Linked DNA regions of Homo sapiens: region 2 is linked to region 1. Evidence: chromatin contacts called from ENCODE Hi-C or POLR2A ChIA-PET data. All regions are on one chromosome and are shown on one strand. The core of a region is the stretch at or near the end of the contact, and the rest is flanking DNA. Distances in the headings are between cores, read along the strand shown. Region 1 overlaps SOBP (sine oculis binding protein homolog). Region 2 overlaps SOBP (sine oculis binding protein homolog).

Region 1 (3,118 bases), core at 574-3,073:
AGAATGTTGTGACCCAGCAGAAAAATATGGCCCCAGAGGAGGGGCGGCTTCTTCCTGCCTGGGTGGGTTTGGTGCTGGGGTTGATTTGTTATTATTTTTTAATTTGTTGCTGGAAGGTTTTCTTTTGTTTACTTTTATAAATCTCTCCCCGGGCTTGCGAGCTTCCCCTCCCTCCCGCCTCCCCTTCCCCTGCCCCCAAATTTCATTTTTAAAAAGCGAGCTTGCTCGCCAGGTGTGTCCCCCAAGCTCTCACAGCTCTAATAAATAAGGAGCACCTGTAAAACAGTAGCTTGACTTGTGAAGTGACTCTGTACAAAGGAGAATCTAGAAATACAGTATGTACACCGCATCCTTGGGCCGTGGTGCTTCAAGGCTGGCGCCACACCGTCCTGGCCCTGCCCACCCGCAACTCGCCACCCCTCCTGCTGAGGCTCCGCGGCCTTGTGGGGCGGGGGCACCTGGACCCCTCCAGAGGGAACAATTGCTTTATTTGAGTTAGTAAACAGATACACTGAATCACAAGGTGATTTGATTTTTTTTTTTTTTAGTTTTCTTCCTTTTTTGATTTTTTTCTTAATTTTTTCTCTTCTTTTCTTTTTCTTTTTTTTTCTGTACTCATCAGAATGGGATACTCCACAACTGTCTCACCAACTCAGTGCCAGTACACATGCTCTAGAGGACTTCTGGACTCGCAGCTACAACTGTACAAGTGCACACAAGTGAATCTACCCTGTTATCCTCCACCCACTGATTGAGGATCGAATTGCACATTTCTCTTAACCATGACAGGAGAAAGCAAACAGTGAAACAGAATCATGGGTGATCTTTCTCACTTTCCCTCTTGTTTTCATTGGTTTGTCCATACCATTCTAATTATCATGAAAGGGCTCTGCATATAGAGAGATTGTCTCACTGACTTCCTGGATCACCGAAAACCATCAGGGTTGAAATTTCATCTGAGTCTTTCCTGACGCCCAGCAAATATTCCCCCTCGGATTATTTTACACCTTGAGGGCATTTTGGTCTTCAGTTCAACACTCTTGCTCTGTTCCCAAATGGGGCGCTATTTAGGGGAATTTAAAGAGAAAGCTGAGAAGAATAAACATTTACCGAGTTCTCTTGGCATTCAGTCTCTGAAAAACCACAGTATAAACTATTCATGCTGCTTCTTACATCTGTCAAATCGAAAATTAAAAGCCATAAAAGTGTAACACTGAAAATATGGCATCAAAAAGGATAAAGGTGGCCTTTGTAAAAATAACAAGAAAAGTATATTAGCCAATAAAATATTCTAACTCTTCATTTAAAAGTGCATCCCGGGCAGGACAGAGATGACTCTGAAGCATTGGGCCTCCAGGACCACCCCTCTCCGCCATCAAAACGTGAACAATATAGGTCCAAAACCGTACAATGCAAATCACAATTCTTAGTGTAGCAGCAAAACCACAGCAGTTTTTAAAAAGATTAAAAAAAGATTTTTTGTGTTCCAATCCATATCATCTTCCAGCCTCAGTCGCTGAGCCTTGAAGATGGGGCGGGGAGAATACCTACATTGGTCCTTGTGGCTTGTCGGTATTTCGTTTTTTTTAAAAGCCAGGGGTGAAATCCCTAAGTTCCTCTGGGGAGAAGCAGAGATGGTGGCAGCAGGAAGGCTGGGCCTGCTTGGTGGGTCCAAGATGCGCGGGCTTCTCTGGGCTAGAGGCCATCGAGGGAGGGCTGCTTCCTCTGAGATGCTTAATGACAGGAAGCGGCTTTATTTGCTTGAGTTTTAGCCAGAGGGGGTGGTGAGCTGACCAGCTGGTGTCATTGGATGGCGTGACATGGTTTGCTCTGCGCCCTCTCTCCATGAGCGTACCCTGTGAGTGAACGTTCCTGGAAAAAGAGCAGAAGGGGCTGTCAGAATCCACTGGACCGATCCCCCTCCCTCCGCCCAGCTGGGGAGAACCCAGGCATGAGTCAGACAGCAGCACACTCTCCAGCCGCCAGGGCAGACCTAGGATGAGCCCCAGAACCGCTGCAGCACAGCGTGATTTCAACAGGAGTTTCATTCACGGTCTGCTCAGGTCAGCCCTGCCAGCTTTGTGTGAGGAAATGAAACTCAAGTCGCTTTTTGGAATACCATAATGAGTAGGGTACACCACGCCCTCACCCAAAGACCACAGCATCCTTTGCAACCCAGCAACCCTCCCCCTCCACATGACTGCATGCTTAACCAGCAGGAGGCTTTTTTTTTTTTTTGAGACAGGGTCTCGCTCTGTTGCCCAAGCTGGAGTGCAGTGGTGCAACTGGCTCACTGCAATCTCTGCCTCCCAGTTTCAAGTGATTCTCCTGCCTCAGCCTCCCAAAGTGCTGGGATTACAGGCATGAACCACCGCATCCAGCCCCAGCAGGAGGTCTTTTGAGTCACCCAAGGTCACTCCAAAGCCAGGCAAGGTCACGGAGGACCCTGGAGCTCCTGACCTCACTCCTGTAACCCCATGTCTCAGCTCTGGTATTTGCTGAAAAGAGGGCCAATAGATTCACTTTTTGGCAAGTGGAAAATTACCATGGACACATATACCTATCTTCAGAAGTTTCCCACAAAGGCAACTAAGCTGGAAGAAATGCTTGCTTTTCTCCGTGTGTGGGTCTTGCCTGTAAAAGGTGAGCCATTCACATCTCTTCACATCCAAAACAAACAGTAGCACTGGACTGGAAGAAAATAAATCAACCAAGAGCCTTGGGGTCCCAGGGCAGAGGCTCTGAACAGGATTTTCCACCAGGAAAGTCAGTTTCTGGGGAATGCTCATCCCAACATTCACCGAGATATGAGGCTCTGCCTCTTGATACCTGCAGCCTTCTTTCATTTGCCGCCAGTCACTTGGTTTGAAATAGAGCTTCCTGAGGCCACTCAGTCAGTTCTGGGAGCAGCCACTTAGAAGTCTGCCAACTGCATGGTAAAGCCCCAGAGGTCAGGGGCTTGTCTGTTTTGCTCGTGTCTCTACACCCAACTCGTAGCTCAGAGTCTGGCCCGCTGTGGGCGCTCGACACACTTTGATCACATGAGTGGGTCAGGCGCCTCTCTTCTGCCATGCCCCAAAACAGCACCTTTTCTTCCTGCCAATAAATGAGGCTGTCA
Region 2 (3,069 bases), core at 517-3,016, 110 kb after region 1:
CATCACCTGCAGTTCTCCATCAAGACAAATGCATACTTAAATTATAAATGGAGGAGCCACTGGCCATTTTGTGATAAATATAACTCTGCTAAGAGAGCCCACAATGAAAGTTGAGCATAACTGATCATAGCTCGGTTTAACTTGGTGAAATTGCAGAGTTAAGGTCAAAGAGAATCCATCCAACGGTGAGAAATTGAAGGCCCCCAACCTACCATGATAATGACATTTCATACCAATATACCTATTTACCTACTATTTTCAAGCTTCTCAGCTCATCAGTAAGTCCCAATCAACAATTTTTTTGTTGTTGTTGTTGAGATGGAGTCTTGCTCTGATGCCCAGGCTGGAGTGCAGTGGTGCGATCTCAGCTCACTGAAACCTCCACCTCCTGGGTTCAAGCGATTCTCCTGCCTCAGCCTCCCAAGTAGCTGGGATTACAGGTGTGCACCACCATGCCCAGCTAATTTTTGTATATTTAGTAGAGATGAGGTTTCACCATGTTGTTGAGGCTGGTATCGAACTCCTGACCCCAAGTGATCCACCTGCTTCAGCCTCCCAAAGTGCTGGGATTACAGGCATGAGCCACTGCGCCCAGCCCCAATCAACAATTTTTTAAATGAAATAAAACAGAAAATATCAGAGTGGATCACACAGGAAAATAAGTATGGTATTATTTCATGAAATTTTTATTTCAGTTTTAAATACATATGCCCTGTTTTGCGTATTCTAAAACCCAGATATTTTTCACATTTTAACACTTCTGAAATCATGATTCATTTTGCCCTTGTTTTTAGCCAGGTTGTAGCTGTGACATAATTGTATGAAAATCTTCATTGATACCTTCTGGCAAAATCAAGAAAACGCCATCATCAAAGTGACTTAGATTCTGTGAAACTGGTTATGAGTTTGTGTGTGTGTGCGTACTAAATTATAAAACAAATTTTTTACTACTGGTTCATAATAAATAAAAGCTTGAAAAATAGCATACTAAGCCATTTTACAAAGTTATTATGTACACTTACTAAACACTGATATTCTAATCATAAAGGAGACCAGTTTCTATTGCTCTTCAGGCAACTGCAATTACAGCCTCCTCTTGTTACTGAGTTTAGAAACTTCATCAGAGCTGATATATCTGTTGTGGTAACCACCCCCCGCCACTAGATGTGTGGCCCCTGCAAGTCACTTAACTTCTCAGGGCCACAGTTTTCTCGGCCGTAGGAGGAGGATGTTGGAGAAGTTTTCTACCACCACTTTAAGGTTGCACAGTTCAGGAAATGTGCAGACACATATTAAACTCTTCACGTGCCTGTCAGTCTCTGCATTACTTTATCCATGAGCCCTGAGCCCTGTCTGTTAGATTCTCTGCTTCTTTGCCTCCTTTATCTCCTGAAGACTTCTTCATAAAACATCCCAAGGGCAAAATGATGTCAAAAATCCATTTTTTAAGTTATGTAGTATTGTTTCAAGCATTCCTACAAAGTCCGTGATATTTTAAAATGTTAAAGCACAACATGGGAATGACAGTAAGGGTTATGCATTGGTTTTTTAATGTGTGACATGTGGCGCTCTCATTCCTGACTCACATCTTTTTTGAGCCTCACCGTCCTTTTTTCTATCCATCCCATTTCCTGAATCTATATTTTGGTCTCTAAATTAGCATGTGCTCACTCATGCATAGAGCCTGGCCTCTGGGCTGGGTAAGTCACCCTGTGGTGCCCGGGTTCTTCTTACCCGCATCAGTTCCAGCATGCCTCACATCATGTCATTTGTTTACTGGTTGCTCTCCCCATTCAACTGTGAGAGCCTCAGAGGCAAGGACCTCTCTTTATTTATCTTTGTATCCCCAGCCACAGAACAATGCCCTTCATACTGCGGATGCTCAATATTGCTTGTTGAATAAATGCGTAAGTGGATAAATGTGTGGCGTGAAGTCAACTTCCACACAAGCACAGGACAATTCACACGCTCAAACAGACACTCTTCTGAGCAGAAACCACGTCTCAGATGTCTAATTTCCACGGCACCCAGCCCTGAGACAAGTTCCATCCTCTGAGGACCTCACTGAGTTGCAGATTCATGTGCTTGTTTTACAGACACCAGTCTGTACCCAAATATGCATTCTTATGCTTCTCTCTGGCCTTTCACTACCCACACTATTCCAGTATCCTGGTCCAAGCCGAGTGTGGGTCAACTGTTCCTGTTAGCAGCTGCCCTGCAAGGGGGCTGAGTGACAGAAAGGATTATTTCAGCTTTAGGACTCAAGACCAAAATGGAAGCTGCCAACTTCCTTCCTGTCCCCACTGGCCTTCCAGGTGTGGAGAGGAGGGACCCCATGGGTGCCAGGCTTCCCAGGAATGAGTAAGGCCCATCTCTCCATGTCTCCTCCCATGCACAGCTGGGTTAGAGTAACATGACCATACCTTACCAGGCCCCTGGACATCCCTGGAGAGTGCAGGTGATAGGGGTTAACTATCACGGTTGTTTTGACATAGGTTTTCTCCAGTACATCACCCCATCTCCCTACACACATAGGGAGAAAGAAATTGAGGTCTATATCACCTTTACTTGCCCCTGATCAAATATTTAGCCAAATATCTAGGCCATGGAACATCAAACATCTCCTTATCCAGAGCTGAATTATATGATCATAAAAAATTAAAAATTAACTGATACTTACTAAGTACTAAATGACTACATTAGAAATGTAAAAAAAAAATGAGCAAAAGGGCTTGAATGAGGAGGGGAGCTGTACTTCTGGGGGAAAGGAAATATAAAGTTCTAACTCCATTTACTCTGGGGCACTTTAACTTTCTTCTTTCATCGCATTTAATGCAAAATGACACCCTAAATGAAACCCCATAAGGCATCTAGGGTTTTTTTTTTCCTGAGTTTCTATTTAATTCTGGTTATTTTGATTTAAGCTTCTATAATCAATTTGTGCTTCAATAATACAAATAACTTCCATGAGCTCCACCCCAGTATAGGGCTTGGGAGTATGCCTCTTTATAATTAATTCTCTGGATTTATCTGTTTTTTTTTGTTGTTGTTGTTTGTTTGTTTGTTTTT

What was found. Hi-C counts contacts between places; a loop is a spot of excess contacts on that map. ChIA-PET counts read pairs that join two places held with the same protein, here RNA polymerase II (POLR2A). Pooled maps may share reads with other maps.
Region 2: a loop to region 1 is called in a map of OCI-LY7, with 3 times the contacts of the local background. The contact joins two enhancer-like sites. A Hi-C loop is called at or near these places in 1 of 168 maps with a recorded cell type or tissue (OCI-LY7) and 5 of 50 pooled maps. POLR2A ChIA-PET finds 5 or more read pairs at or near these places in 4 of 52 experiments (BJ, HepG2, OCI-LY7 and 1 more).

Annotation. Positions count from the first base shown.
Region 1 is chr6:107,656,961-107,660,078 of GRCh38, reverse strand. SOBP (sine oculis binding protein homolog) reads right to left here. Exons shown (of 7, transcript NM_018013.4): 7 at 1-1,872. Among named protein-coding and RNA genes, the nearest start is that of SCML4, 170 kb to the left of the region's middle. RefSeq lists enhancers at 1,745-1,934, 1,396-1,972, 2,175-2,224, 1,973-2,550. Within about 2 kb of position 1,823, at least 21 of the 41 ENCODE cell types and tissues checked have a DNase peak (open chromatin) inside an H3K27ac peak, as active enhancers do; they include OCI-LY7, where a contact is called at or near this core.
Region 2 is chr6:107,549,267-107,552,335 of GRCh38, reverse strand. All of the region lies in intron 4 of SOBP (sine oculis binding protein homolog), which reads right to left. Among named protein-coding and RNA genes, the nearest start is that of SOBP, 61 kb to the right of the region's middle. Within about 2 kb of position 1,766, at least 2 of the 41 ENCODE cell types and tissues checked have a DNase peak (open chromatin) inside an H3K27ac peak, as active enhancers do; they include OCI-LY7, where a contact is called at or near this core.